Linked DNA regions of Homo sapiens: regions 1, 3, 4 and 5 are each linked to region 2. The links are chromatin contacts, found by Hi-C or POLR2A ChIA-PET in ENCODE. All regions are on one chromosome and are shown on one strand. The core of a region is the stretch at or near the end of the contact, and the rest is flanking DNA. Distances in the headings are between cores, read along the strand shown. Region 1 overlaps LOC101927759 (a long non-coding RNA gene). Region 2 holds the start of WRNIP1 (WRN helicase interacting protein 1). Region 3 has its middle 14 kb from the start of LINC02525. Region 4 holds the start of TUBB2B (tubulin beta 2B class IIb). Region 5 overlaps BPHL (biphenyl hydrolase like).

Region 1 (2,700 bases), core at 179-2,678, 260 kb before region 2:
AAAGTGAAAGCTGCAGGCCTTTGTGACGACTGTTACAACTCATAAACGCAGTGTAGACCAGAAAAGAGTACAACAGCAAAAGCTATTACAATAAGCAAAAAAACAAAACCGTCACAGCATGGAAACAAATCCGACTTCGTTGCTATTGCTGGCTAGGGCAGCCTGCTTTTATACTCTTATCTGGCCCCACCCACATCCTGCTGATTGGTAGAGCCAAGTGGTCTGTTTTGACAGGGTGCTGATTGGTGCGTTTACAATCCCTGAGCTAGACATAAAGGTTCTCCAAGGCCCCACCAGAATAGCTAGATACAGAGTGTGGATTGGTGCATTCACAAACCCTGAGCTAGACACAGGGTGCTGATTGGTGTGTTTACAAACTTTGAGGTAGATACAGAGTGCCAATTGGTGTGTTTACAATCCCTGAGCTAGACATAAAGGTTCTCCACGTCCCCACCACACTCAGGAGCCCAGCTGGCTTCACCCAGGTGGAGCTGCCTGCCAGTCCCGCGCCCTGTGCCTGCACTTCTCAGCCCTTGGGTGGTTGATGGGACTGGGCGCCTGGAGCAGGAGGCGGCGCTCTTGGGGGAGGCTTGGGCTGCCCAGTAGCTCACGGAGAGTGGGGGAGGCTCAGGCATGGCGGGCTGCAGGTCCCGAGCCCTGCCCCGCGGGAAGGCAGCTAAAGCCCGGCGAGAAATCGAGCGCAGCGCCCGTGGGCTGGCACTGCTGGGGGACCCAGTACATCCTCCGCAGCCGCTGGCCCGGGTGCTAAGCCCTTATTGCCCGGGGCCGACAGGGCCGCCCGGCTGCTCTGAGTGCGGGGCCCGCCAAGCCCACGCCCACCCGGAACTCCAGCTGCCCCGCAAGCGTCGCGCGCAGCCCCGGTTCCCGCTCGCGCCTCTCTCTGCACACCTCCCTGCAAGCTGAGGGAGCCGGCTCCGGCCTTGGCCAGCCCAGAAAGGGGCTCCCACAGTGCAGCGGCGGGCTGAAGGGCTCCTCAAGTGCCGCCGAAGTGGGAGCCCAGGCAGAGCAGGCGCCGAGAGCGAACGAGGGCTGTGAGGACTGCCAGCACGCGGTCACCTCTCAATGGCACAGCCCCCAGGCCTGGTCTTGCTCCCTTTTGCTTGGTTATTAGTATTTGATGCCAACGCAGCCTAAGGTTCCACTCTCGCTTGCCAATCCACTGTCAGCAACTTGTTTATTGTGGTGGTGGTGGTTGTGGGGTGAGGGGTTGGGGATATGCTTGGGCATTTTCCTTCATTTTTATGATCTTAGTAACACATTTAAAAGTGCACTTGCTGTGATTTACTTGGCATCTAGAAGTGTTGCTGCAGGAGAGCTTTTCAGATGTCTTGTCTGCCACAGAACAGGAAGTGAAAGTCTCTGCATGGTTTTTGACCTCACCCAGACACGACACAAGAATCTCTGACCCACAAAACATGAGATCCTTGTTGAGCCGGGGACCCCGCCTTAGGTTTCTGGTGTCGCTTCTTAAAAATGGCCTTTGTTCAGTGCTGCTTCAATTCCCCGAAGGGTTCCTTCCAGCAGTGGAGCAGAGCACAAGCTTTGGAAAAGGCCGCCTGGTTTTTAGTTTGCGTGCTGCCTCTTGTAGGGGTGGAGCCTGGTCAAGTGACTTGAGCTCTGTAAGTTTCGGTTCACCATCTGTAACATGAAGATAACAAAACCTTCTTACAGATTGTCAGCTCAGGCTGCGAGACATCAACAGAGGACATACCTTCCATCCATGATTCAAGAGTTCAGATGACACACACTTGGATTCTGGGCAGCTTTACTCTCAATACATTCTCATCAAACACATCACTGGCTGCATCGACGTTCCAGCGCATCAGCCCACTTTATGGGAAGAAAGAAATGGGGAGAGATGAGCAGAAATCAGACTTCTTAGCAGACACAACCCGAGGCAGGGTCAGCACCTGGGCCGTCAGGATCCCAGACAGGATTTCAAGCTCCTCCTGGGATTCTAGTGGGGAAGGTTTCTCCTGACAGGACTGAGGACACACTGGCACCTTGCGTATCAGCTGGGGCAGCTATGGAAGCTAGACTCCCTTTCTTTCATAGATGGGGAAAGTGAGGCCCGAAGAGGTGGGGGAGCTTGTTCAGGGGTACTCAGCTGCTGGCAGAGCTGGGCCTGGATGCAGGACTGCATCAGCCTCTTCTGCCTCTGTCACTTCCCCACAAGGGCAGATTCTTTCTCACCTTTTCCTCCTCCTTCTTTGTGTATACACTTAACCTGCTTCATGAGGAGATATGCTACTTTAAATTTTGTTATAATTTTTATATACCTCTATGAATGTTTTTAGATTATGGTCATCAGATTCCAAAATTAATTTATGTTTTGTCTTCACTGGAGTACTGCATATTCCCATGTAGATAGTCACCATGCTTGCAGCATTATTTAGGATTCTTTGATTGTAACTGCTGTACACTCAACTCACAGCATTAAGCAAAAAAGGCAACATCTTGCCTCACATAACTGAAGAGCTGAAGAGGAAAAGCTCCAGTTCAGGCAGGGGTGGATGCAGGAGTTCACAGCGTGTCACTAGGAAGTTGTCTCTCTGTGTGGCTTGGCTGCACCGTCCTCTGCCTGGGCTGCATTTGTAGGCCAACGCTGTCTATGTGTTGGCCCCTGACCCACTTACTTCATCACAGCTCCAAGTCCAGAAACAAGAAAGGTCTCTCTTT
Region 2 (2,700 bases), core at 168-2,667:
CATGCTGATTCCTTGCGAATTCGGTTACTAAATCAAAGTCTGGGGAGGGGGCGGGGAGACCGATGGAAGATAAAGGCAGATCAAATCTAAGAGTCCACATCTTGTAAAACTATGGATTCACAGACATCGTCCTTTTGCAAACCCGGCAAGCCTGCCTTACCAATCTGGGGGTGTGTGCCCTTTTCACACCCATCACAGACTCCACCTGTGGACCAGGCACTGCCCCAGCCCAGCCCAAGTCTGCACCCCCTTATCCAGGAGAGGCAGGCGGCTTCTTTCGAGGGCAGCACACCCGGCTCTCCGACCATCAGCTGCATCCACCGCCGAGATAACTACGGAAGCCCAACGGCCAAGGCCGCACTCACCTTGCCGCAGCCCGGCGGCCCCCACAGGATAAGCGAGGGGATTTCGTTGGTCTCCAGGAGCGAGCGCAGCAGGGTATCCTGGCCCACGGCCTTGCTCTGCCCGAAGTAATCCTGCAGCGTGTCAGGACGCATCGTGTCGGCCAGCGGCTTGCCCTGTAGCATCTGTCGGATCTCCTCGGCAGCCAGCGCCCGGGGGTGCGGGCGGCCCCCGCCACTGGCCCCGAAGGCGGTGGCGGCTTCGGCAGCGTCCGCGTCCCAGTGCCCCGGGTCGTCCTCGCCGTCCGCGTCCGCGTCCCCGTCGCCATCGCCGTCGCCCACGGCCTCCTCCTCCTCCTGCGCCTCCGCCTCGTCCCAGCTGCGCGGAGACGCGCTCCCCGCCGCGGCGGCGGCCGCCGGCCTCTTCCCCGACCCCTTCCTCCCGGGGCTGCTGGAGCGGGCCACCGGGAAGTCGGGGATAAGGCGGGCGCCGCTGGGTGTGGGCGGCGCGTCGTAGCTCTCGCGGCTCTCGGTCTCGCCGCCGTCGTCGCCCTCCTCACCCTCGCCCTCGCTGCTCTCGGCTGCCGTCGGGGTGGCTGGCTGCTTCAGCGCCGAGCTCTCCGACAGCCGCCGCCTCTTGGCGCCGGGCGGCGAGGGCCCCTTGGCCCGCTCCCCGGCGCGGTGCGACCCGGCCGCGGGCTCCGCGTGCCCCGCCGGGTGGAGCAGCAGACAGCGGTCCAGGTGCGAGTTGATGTGCGCGGCGGGCATCATCTGCTGGCACACGGGGCACTGCACCTGGTGCAGCTGCGAAAGGAAGGGGTCGTCTTCCGGCCCGCTCACCTCCATGGCGGCCGCCGCCCTCCCCGGCGCCCGGCGCGGCCGCAGCAACCCGTGCGCACGCGGAGGCCTTCGATGCCCTCCGCTAGGCCCCGCGCCGCGAGACCCTCGCTCGGGGAACCAGCAGGACGCTCGCGGGCCGGAGGAGGGCGCCGCTCATGCCTCACGTCCGCAGCTCCCGCGTCCGCCCGCCCTCGGCCGGCCGCTGGCAGCGCCTCACGCGGCGTGTCGGGAAGTGTAGTTCGTGGCCGTTTGCCCCGGCGGCGGAGGCGCCTCGCGCGGCATGTAAGTAAGTGTAGTCCGTGGCCGTTTGCCCCAATCACCGCCGAGAATACCTCGCGCGGCACTTCGGGAAGTGTAGTCCGCGGCCATTCGCCCCAGCTGCCGTGCGTCCATTTCCGACTCTGAGAACAGCCTTTGCGGGGGCGGGGGAGGGGCGGGGGGGGGGGTTGCGAGGCGAGCGTGGTGCGCGTGCGCGAGGTTGCGCGGTGGCGGACGCAGCCCTCCGCCCAGGCCTGCGAGTCGCGCGAGGGCAGGGAGGAGCCACGGACTGCGCGAGGTTGTTGGAGCGGCGAGCGCCGCTTTCCCGGCCTTCCGTGCTGGGCTGTTGAATGGGCCTGTGGGGACAAGCAGGAGGCGGCCGCAGCGGGTCGTTTGTAACGAAAGGGAAATGGGGGAAAAAACCCAAAAGCCTCCAATAGAAAACCAGTGTTCTATTGGACGTGAACAGCAGAAAAAATACAAACAAGTACGCGAGTGAAAGAAATGCTCACCTCAGTAGTGGTCAGGGAAATGAAAATAAAGCGTCCCTCGCCCCCTTTTAGATGTGTTGGCGTTTAAGTCAAGGGCGGTTCACCTACAGCGCGCTTCGAGCCAAGAGATGCTTCTCGCGGGCCGCTGTGTAATAGTGGCAAATCGGAAACACCAGCCTTCTGTCTCCTTAGCAACCAAATGATGGGAGGCGCCCGTGTGCAATTACGTCCTAGACGGATAGAAATGGAAAGAATATCAGATTAAAACAAGTGTGGTAGTCTGCATCTTTGAATGAATTACCATGTTATTTTTTGCTTTTGTCTAAGTCTCCCGTTTTAAAACATGTATCTCAAAACAGGCATTTTTGGTAACTAGAAGAGGTAAATGAATTGAGGGAGAATGAAGACTTTTCCGAAATTTGGCCAAAACTTGAATTTTTATTTCATCTGGGCAAGAGCACATTGAGGGTCTCACTCGTTCTGTCGCCCAGGCTGGAGTGCAGGGCCGCGACCAGAGCTCACAGCCTTGAACTCCTGGGCGCCCGGGACCCTTCCGCCTTAGCCTTTGGAGTCGTCCTGGGGTTACAGGCTGAGCCACCACGCCTGGCTGGCTGGTTAAGAGTTGTTTCTAACTAAAAAAGTTAGGCTCAAAAATAAGATTAATAGAAACGCTAGAGAAACAAGTTAAACTTTAATCATCATGTAACGTGAAACTACCAAAAGAGGATCGTGAGCTTTCATTATTTTTTTGAGACGCAGTTTCACTCTTG
Region 3 (2,700 bases), core at 188-2,687, 440 kb before region 2:
AGCCACAGGATTCTTATCCTAGCTCAGCCTCCTACAGACTGGCACAGCTGGTCCTGTCACAGGCTTCCCCTCCTGCTTCCTCTTCCCTTCCTCAGCACTGTCTGGGTTGGGTGCAAGCAGGGGGTCTCAGTCGTGAGACCACAGCGGACCTGGGGTGAAGGCGCTTCTGGGCATGGGCCTCCTCCTTTCTCTCATTCCTGGACATAGCCCAAGGATGGACCTCGGCCTTCGGGTCCTGTATTGCTCCCTCAGTTATCTCTGGGCCACCGGTGATGGAGACACTTCCTCATGTAGACATTCAGCATTGTCTTTGGGGTGTTCCATCACCTTCAGTAGATCCTGGGGGTCTCTGTGGCCCTGGTCTGGGGCTCCTCACTGGCCTCATCCCGCTTCTCCTGATCCTGCTCAGGTTTCCTCGGGCAGAGCTGCTTGCCTGTGACAGTTCCAGCCTTCACTGAACTCCTCTGTCTGCCCCAGCAGCAGGGGCTACAGCCTGAGCCTGATTATGCTGGAGGTTATAGGGACTCAGTGGGCCACATCAGCTCCTGGGAACACATGCACCCCCAGCAGCACAGCCCTAACCTCATTAACTTATCTTAGAACCACTCATAAGTCTCTAGTTCCTCTGAGTGGTTTCTTTAGCTTATAGCTCATGCTCCCAGCAATAAACAAAAAGAGCTCGTTTGCTAAAGGTTCTGTGTGATTCTTGGAGCATCAAGCAGCTCTGCCCCCGGGGCCCAAATGATAAGCAGGCGTCACTCCACTCACATGCCCTGTGACTTGGCAAGCTCCTTAACCTCTCTGGGCTTTAGTTTCTTTATCTGTGAAATAGAAATTTCATCTGTGAAATAGTAACGATCATTATGATTCATAAGGTTAAATCCAAAAGAGTACCTAGAACAGTGCCTGGTGTATAGCAGTTCTTGACATTGTTGGTTATCATCGTTGTCATTGCTGAAGCCATTCAAGGCAGTGCAGAAGAATTCTCACCTCTTAGACAGAGTGCCCCGTAAAGCAAGCACCCTTGGGAGCCGTGGCTGGTGCCCAGGTCAGAGAGCAGGAAAGTGGGAATTCCATGTGGTAACTGAGTGAGGGGGAGTCATGAGTCACACTCTGGGGACTCTCCAAAGTACTAGGTTGAATCATATGAAATTGCTGGGGCTTTTGGAGAAAACCATAGGTTTCTATTAGTGTGGCCCCACTTGCAGTCTCAAGCAGAGGAGACTGGGAAAATACGGATTTCTCAGGTCTCCCACTCTTCCTACTTCTTCCGGGTTCTCCTGATGATTCATCTGCAGGGCGGAGCTTCTGAGTCTACACCCGGCTCCTCTAACCCTCAAGTGCCTACTCATCACCTGGGGATCTAGTTAAATGCAGATTCTGGCTTAGTTGGTCTAGGGCGGGGCCAGAGATTCTACATTTCCACCAAGTTCCCAGCTGATGCCGCTGCTGCCTGATCGTGCTGCGAGGAGCAGAGCTCTAGCATGTCGTCAGCAGGCCTTTGACTCATCCTAGCTCCAGAGATCCCAGAAGTCGCCCTTTCCCTTGCAGCCCCGGTAAATTAAAAACAGAATGAAACAAAGCTGCAGCAGGGCAGCAGCATCTGTGTCAAATTCCCCCACCCCACCTGTCTGGAGAGTTTCATAGGTGACACTTTTCGCTGCAGGCCCATTAAGCCTATTAAAAGGGATCTTTTTCCCTTTCCTTTCTTCACTGACCATTTGTTCAACAGATATTTACTGAGCACCCACCATTGACAGATACTACACTAAGAAGAGAGATTCCAATCTATGCTTTGTACTGCAGCCAGGGTGATTATCAGAATTGAAAACCTGATCCTGTTATTTCACTTCTTAAACTCTCATTTCCCTGAAGTATAAAGTGCAAGTGTCCTAATACAATGCTGAATACCCTCTGAAAGCAGACTTCTACCCTGATTGACAGTCACCCTACCTCTAGCCCTACCCAGTACCTGAAAGCTTCCCCTGCTCCCTGCTGACCAGCCCCCAAGCTTGGGCTCCTGCTCTCTCTCTCTCTCTCTCTCTCTCTCTACCTCACTCTTCCGAGCCTGCCCTTGCCACCTCATCCATCACTCATCCTTTTCAAGATAAAGCTCCCCACCACGCCGTTCAGGGAGTCTTCTCGGAACCGAGGTGGATTTCCTAAGCCCCCTTGGTTCTGACAACTTTACATAGAAATTCTGTCAGTTCCTTTCTCCACAAAACTTTAAGTTTCTCAGACATAGAGAAATGTCTCAGTCATTTCCCCATCAGCCAGTTTTGGCGGAGCTGCATTTCGGTCTAAGCGCTATGCTGCCTGGTAGGAATTCCTTCTTGCCTGCAAGTTTTCCCGTCTCAGAGGTTCATGGCCCCGACCTGCTTCCAGTCATTAGTGTTGGCTCCCAAGCAGCTGGCAAAGGGCTGGGTCACAGATTGCTGAGGGATGGAAAAGGATCCAGGGCAAATGTGCGTCATCCGTGGTATGCAATGTTTTACAGCTCAGCTATGGAGACAGAATCAGTAACAGCCCATCAGGAAAGGGTGAGGAGAATACCAAGGAAGCAAGAGAAGGACAGGAGGAAGGGTCACTGATGTCTCCCGAGAACCACGGTACCCTTAGAAATGCAGTGTGCTGGGGAACCTTAGATACACTCCCACCCTGAAATTCTCTCAACTGTGGATATAATGAGATGAAAAGGGA
Region 4 (2,700 bases), core at 94-2,593, 460 kb before region 2:
GAAAAGTAACAAAGAGACCAGTTCCTGCCTCAGTACCTAGAGACTGCGGATCTGAAGGGAGGGTCTGTGCTCCAAGTCTGTGCACGCGCTCGTGCGAGTGCGCGTGGGTCTTGGGTCGTCTCGCGCGCGCTGGGCTGCAGTTTTTAGTCGTATTCCCCACCCTTCAACCGCAGCACGAAGCCTCGGACCTCCAGGTCGCCGCGATGGAAGATAAGAAAGTTTGTTACTCGGGCTTGGGCCACCCTTGGAACCCACCCTCTTACTTGACAATAGATGAACTGAATCCGAGGGCGGGGTGGGGGGGTGGGGCGCCTGTCGTGTGGTTTTAAATACTGGGTTACACAGCGTATCCCACGTTTCTGAGAGCCCTTTGTTCCGCCGACAGCCCCGCCCCCGGGACCCCACCCTCTTTCTGCCCTCCGGACGGTCAGTGCAGCGCCACCGGCCACTCCCACTCCATCACTAGCGAGCAACAAAAGTCAACCCCCGGGGCAGAGGGCTCCTGGGTACCAGCAGGGGCGTTATGCACTCCCGGAGAGGGTCGGGCAGGGCTGAGGGGCTCCGAGGTCGCTTCACCCCTAGATGCTGCGGCGCAGTGAGAGGAGCTACCAGCCCAAGACAGACAAAGGAGAAAGCAGGCCCACGCTGGGGCGGGGGCGGAGGCCGCGCTGGTGTTCATGGGCCGCAGGTGTCCCGGTTGCCATCAAGCACGACTTCCTTCTGGGGCCACCTGTCCTCCCCCAGGCCTCTGTGAGACGGAGCGCCGCCTGGGCAGTCGCTGGCCTCCAGGGTTGAGGAAAAAGACGGTGGTCTCACCAGGGGCAGTTGGCTGGAGGGACTCTGGCCAGTGGCCGAGTAGGAGCCGCAGTCCGAGGTGGCGGAGCAGCCTGTGCCACCTCAGCCCTCCCACCTGCCGGCACTGGAGCACCTGACGGCTTCTCCACATGCTCCAGTCCTCCATCGTTCCCATCCGGTGCCAGCTCTGCCCCCACCCCGGTCAGGACGCGCTGGTGGCCCTCGCCTCGCCGCCCTCTCACCCTCCTTTTCTTCACTGTTCCCCCATATCCCCATACCCAGACCCCCACCACAGCCCCAGACAATGCGCACGCCCCCACCATACTCCCGGTAGCCCCCACCCCTCTCCCGGTCGGCACGCCCGCTCTGATTGGCCGCGGGCCGGTGGTCCAGCCCCCCGGACGGTCCCTAGGGCTCGGAGCATTACGTCAGCCGGGCCTGGAGAGCGCCAGCGCGAAGGGGACTGGGGGGCTCGGGCTGGGGGCGCGGCCTGTGCCGGCCGCCCCACCCTCCTTGCATAAAAGCCGGAGCCCGCGGGGCCGGCGCTCTCAGCCCGTCGGTTCCCGAGCGCCTTCCCGGTGACCCCGCAGTGGGTGTGTGAGGGGAGGACGGACAGACCCAGACGCCGCCGGACCAGGAGGACGCTGACGAGGCACCATGCGTGAGATCGTGCACATCCAGGCGGGCCAGTGCGGCAACCAGATCGGCGCCAAGGTGGGCGCGCCGCAGCGGAGGGGGTCCAATGGGGGCGCGAACCTGGGCCGAGAGCCCCTCGGGGTCCCCAGGCGCGGTCCTGGGAAGGCCTGGGGATCGCCAAATGCAGACCTTCCTGGCCGCTTTGTGCCGCCGAGTGTGGCCTGGGCTAGGAGGTGACTTTCGCGGACGGAGGGGGCACCTCTCTTTCTTTCTGCTGTAACTCATTTGGAGTCCCCGTCACCCCCTCGGCCTCCCTCCGCGCTGGCTGCTTGGCAGGCACGCGTGCCTGGAGAAGACGAGGGTGTGTCCGCGAGGCTGTGCGCGGCGCTCCGCGCGAGGGGCTGGGACACCAGGAGGATTAATTGTACTCGCTTGAACCGGAGTCGAGCTGCCGGGGGAGGGGAGGAGAGCGATTGTCTTGCGGTCTCAGGACGTGCTTTGAATCTAAAACCGCGGTCCTTTAGCTCCTTTGCGTTCCTCTTTCCCCGCCCACCCGCTCCTGGCGGGCTGCAGTCCCTGTGCCCTCGCCTCCTGCCGCAGCCTGGGGCTGCGACCAGTGCGCCAAGCTCCGCCACTGCCCGGCTTTGGCTGGTCCTTACCCCCTCGACCCCTACCTCCCCCCGCGAGCGGCAGCTGTTTGCCTGGGAAACGCCCAGTTTCAACTTTCTGAACCTGCAAAATACAAGCCCCGCGGCTGTGCCCGGGTCACGACGCCCTTTAAAGCTTCAAGCTCCTGAAATGTTGGGTTGTCGGAACTGAGTCGGGGACATTTCATTGTGAGCCTTGGCGTTTCTGGGGGCATCGTTCATGGCTAAATGCAGCCTTTCTGTCTCAGTTTTGGGAGGTCATCAGTGATGAGCATGGGATTGACCCCACTGGCAGTTACCATGGAGACAGTGATTTGCAGCTGGAGAGAATCAATGTTTACTACAATGAAGCCACTGGTAATCACCCTTGCCCCACCCCCACTCCCTTCAGTTTTTCCACCTTCTCCCCTTTCCCTTGCGTGGGACCCCAGGGGTGTGGCCCTGGGAGAGGGTGGACTATTCAGTTTAGGATCCCCGCTCTTTCCCTGCAGTATTTCATTGGGCTTCCTTATGCCAACAGAGCCCTTTGAGAACCTGATGGTGGGTCTCCCTTTGTTTGGGGCAACATCTGCATGATGGCAGCAGGCGCCAAGCCCTTCTCTGCAGAGGTCCTTGCCTGAGG
Region 5 (2,700 bases), core at 201-2,700, 370 kb before region 2:
AAAAAACTAAACTGAAAATTCCCAAATTGTGTGAAACTGTTTCGGTTAATACTGATGGAAATAAATCTAAACTATTACCAAGTGACAGGGCTTAGCACCTATGAGCATGTTTGCCACTCATGAAAGTAAGAGCTGTCTATCTGAACATGCCTTTCCTTCTGGTTATCAGTCACCCACAGTTCAGGGCTTCTCTCTTCCGTGGTACCCTAAATAAAGCGGTGCTACTGACTGGCATTGGCAAAAGGGGGGCTGTGCACTCTAAAACTCCAACTCCTCTTGGTTATTTTCCTTCCAGTAGCTTTGCCCATTGACTCCGAGGCTCTCGGGGGGAGTGTGAAGGCGGTGACAGGACTTACCGTGAGCCTTTCACGTGCTTATGAATGAAGTCGGCATGAAACCGTGGGACCAGAGGATCCTTCTCACCGTGCACAATCAAGGCGGGGCACTGGACCCGGGGCAGCAGGTGCCGGCAGATGTTACCTGACGGATACACAGCACGAGGAATCTGCTTTAGTGCAACCATTCTACGCGGTCAGAGGAGGCGAAACTCGGCGAGCCCTGCCCCTCCTTGGCCCTCAGTTTCCCTATCCGTAAAAACTGTGTTTTGGATTTGACCGTGCCTGGGATTCCTTCCAGCTCTAACATTCTTTGGGTTCCCTTTTCTGTTTCTCTCTGTTTCTTGTTTGTTTGCCTGTTTCTGAGTTCTACTAGTAAATAAGCAGCCTGATTTAAATTCGCATAAAATAGTAGGAAAATCAAATAAACACCCCACCACTATATTCCACAGTGGCGGTTCCCACCGTGAAAACAGTGGTAGGTGCTTGACACCTGTAGAGCTTTTCCCTGGAAATCACGTTTCAGATGAGTGTAGGGGCCCCGGCCAGCCCTCAAAGCATATGAACCTCACAAGGAATTAATTATACAACTTGCGCACGGTAAAGCAGCTTCTCCTTATCGCTGATGCATCTGTGACACTCCTGACTAACATACTTTGGAGAGACTGTAAGGACTTACCCCCATTTATGAGAACTTTCCTGAGGCAATGATGGACAGCCTGGGCCCTAGTCCCTGTACTGCAGTTTCCTGCCTCTGTGAGGCTGTGGTGGCTCCTTAACCACTGGGAGCTTCAGCCACAAACAGGAACAATCACAGTTCCCCGGGGCTGTTGTGGGGCTAAAAAGAGAGTTGCGTCTGCGGTTCCTGGCATCCCTAAGCTAGCTCTTTCCTTCTCCATTCCCTCTCCGTGTGTGTCAAGAGGAAGGCACTGCAGCTCTGAGAAGGCTGGGAGCTGCCCCGACGGGGCAGTGCTCCCCCGCCCTGCACGGGCCCCAGGCCTTTCCCTCCTCTTCAGTGGGAAGTCACTGCCTGCTAAGTGAGAAGCGGACCTGCTGACTAGGGAAATACTTCTCCAGGTCTCTGACACTTCCCTCTCCTGTCCCGAGATGACACACACCGGCCAGCTGCATCATCACGTGATGATCAAAGTCAACATGCCTGAGTGCTCACTTGGTGCCAGCAACTGTTTAAACAATTTCACATCTGTTAAACACAGTAGTTACATGTTTTAACTCATTCAGCATATAAAAATGTTTGTTCATTAAGGACTTCTGTAATAACAGTAATACCAACCTTTCACTAGACACTTACTCTGTCTTTGATCCTGCACCAAAGCTGAATAGATAATACCTCATTTAATCCCCACAACAACAGCTTTTCGAGGTCACAGATAGGAAACCGAAGCTTCAAGAAGCTAAGTTACCTGCCCAGATCCATTCTAACAGCAAGCCGGGGACACAGGCAGAACTCACACTCAGGGCCATCGCACTCCAGAGCCGTGCAATGCAATGAATCCCTACACTATACCAAGCATCCATAAACCTGAGAGGACAGTCGGAAAAGAGGGCTCCTACCAAATGAGTCAGCACAGAAGGGGGACGCATCACGAAGGCCCTCGCTGTGAGACAGTTTATACACTGCTACAGCCTCTGTATCATGAACGTATTTTTGAATTGCTGATTTAACCCTATTTCCACCTTTAAATCTTCCTGTCTTTTCACTACTCTCTTCAACAAAACATCCAAGTTTACATTTTACAAATGTGCCCTCTTTAATGGAGAACTGTCTCAAACATCGTTTCATGGCATTTTTTTGTTTTAAGAGCAGAGATTTCCAGGGCCTGTCTCCATGGGTGGATGCTGCATCTGAACAGAAACATTATAAGGCATACATTTGATATATTTGCTGTTTTCAACTCAAACCAGAAGAGTAACATTTCCAAATGTCCTTTTCATTGTGAAAGTTTTGGCAGATGATTCATGCAGGAAATGATTACCTAATGGATCAAATTGGTCCTTCAATCACAACCATTTTGTAACAATGCACTCCAAGATTAGATCTTAGCTACTCTATTTTCTCAGTAATTAAAAAAAAATGAGATTATAAACATAAACAGCTGTATGAAAATAAACTATAATTCAGAATTTCTCTTAAAGATGTCAATTCTTACTTTAACTGGAAATCTTGTTAATTTTTCAGATAAAGAATAGGAGGCTGGGCATGGTGTCTCAGGCCTGTAATCCCAGCAATTGGGAGGGCCAAGGTGGGCGGATCACGAGGTCAGGAGATCAAGGCCATCCTGGCCAACATGGTGAAACCCTGTCTCTACTAAAATACAAAAAAAATGTGCCTGTGTGGTGGTGC

What was found. Hi-C counts contacts between places; a loop is a spot of excess contacts on that map. ChIA-PET counts read pairs that join two places held with the same protein, here RNA polymerase II (POLR2A). Pooled maps may share reads with other maps.
Region 1: a map of CD4-positive, alpha-beta memory T cell shows a loop between it and region 2 (28-fold over the local background). The contact joins the enhancer-like site here to the promoter of WRNIP1 in region 2. A Hi-C loop is called at or near these places in 3 of 168 maps with a recorded cell type or tissue (CD4-positive, alpha-beta memory T cell and naive thymus-derived CD4-positive, alpha-beta T cell), 3 of 37 single-sample maps with no recorded cell type and 12 of 50 pooled maps. POLR2A ChIA-PET finds 5 or more read pairs at or near these places in 5 of 52 experiments (B cell, CD4-positive, alpha-beta T cell, HEK293 and 1 more).
Region 3: a pooled map shows a loop between it and region 2 (6-fold over the local background). The contact joins the enhancer-like site here to the promoter of WRNIP1 in region 2. A Hi-C loop is called at or near these places in 1 of 37 single-sample maps with no recorded cell type and 7 of 50 pooled maps. POLR2A ChIA-PET finds 5 or more read pairs at or near these places in 4 of 52 experiments (AG04450, OCI-LY7, SK-N-SH and 1 more).
Region 4: a loop to region 2 is called in a map with no recorded cell type, with 17 times the contacts of the local background. The contact joins the promoter of TUBB2B here to the promoter of WRNIP1 in region 2. A Hi-C loop is called at or near these places in 2 of 37 single-sample maps with no recorded cell type and 5 of 50 pooled maps. POLR2A ChIA-PET finds 5 or more read pairs at or near these places in 1 of 52 experiments (AG04450).
Region 5: a pooled map shows a loop between it and region 2 (2.6-fold over the local background). The contact joins the enhancer-like site here to the promoter of WRNIP1 in region 2. A Hi-C loop is called at or near these places in 2 of 50 pooled maps. POLR2A ChIA-PET finds 5 or more read pairs at or near these places in 3 of 52 experiments (T-cell, WTC11 and naive thymus-derived CD8-positive, alpha-beta T cell).

The regions. Positions count from the first base shown.
Region 1 is chr6:3,025,904-3,028,603 of GRCh38, reverse strand. LOC101927759 (a long non-coding RNA gene) reads right to left here. Exons shown (of 3, transcript NR_152848.1): 2 at 1,733-1,851; 3 at 1,170-1,659. Among named protein-coding and RNA genes, the nearest start is that of NQO2, 27 kb to the right of the region's middle. RefSeq lists enhancers at 1,487-1,646, 2,615-2,700. Within about 2 kb of position 1,428, at least 11 of the 41 ENCODE cell types and tissues checked have a DNase peak (open chromatin) inside an H3K27ac peak, as active enhancers do; they include B cell and CD4-positive, alpha-beta T cell, where a contact is called at or near this core.
Region 2 is chr6:2,764,110-2,766,809 of GRCh38, reverse strand. It overlaps WRNIP1 (WRN helicase interacting protein 1), which reads right to left and starts at 1,417. Exons shown (of 7, transcript NM_020135.3): 1 at 366-1,417. The coding sequence starts at 1,187. It also overlaps a transcript of MYLK4 not described here. RefSeq lists silencers at 497-816, 987-1,446, 1,607-1,656, 2,037-2,126 and enhancers at 1,581-1,875, 1,973-2,700.
Region 3 is chr6:3,208,033-3,210,732 of GRCh38, reverse strand. No RefSeq gene overlaps it. Among named protein-coding and RNA genes, the nearest start is that of LINC02525, 14 kb to the right of the region's middle. RefSeq lists enhancers at 1,154-1,243, 1,244-1,538, 486-1,685. Within about 2 kb of position 1,437, at least 7 of the 41 ENCODE cell types and tissues checked have a DNase peak (open chromatin) inside an H3K27ac peak, as active enhancers do.
Region 4 is chr6:3,226,296-3,228,995 of GRCh38, reverse strand. It overlaps TUBB2B (tubulin beta 2B class IIb), which reads left to right and starts at 1,343. Exons shown (of 4, transcript NM_178012.5): 1 at 1,343-1,509; 2 at 2,327-2,435. The coding sequence starts at 1,453. RefSeq lists a silencer at 1,147-1,436 and enhancers at 1,041-1,699, 1,700-2,360.
Region 5 is chr6:3,138,166-3,140,865 of GRCh38, reverse strand. It overlaps BPHL (biphenyl hydrolase like), which reads right to left. Exons shown (of 7, transcript NM_004332.4): 6 at 357-480. Among named protein-coding and RNA genes, the nearest start is that of TUBB2A, 18 kb to the left of the region's middle. RefSeq lists an enhancer at 1,443-1,522. Within about 2 kb of position 1,450, at least 16 of the 41 ENCODE cell types and tissues checked have a DNase peak (open chromatin) inside an H3K27ac peak, as active enhancers do.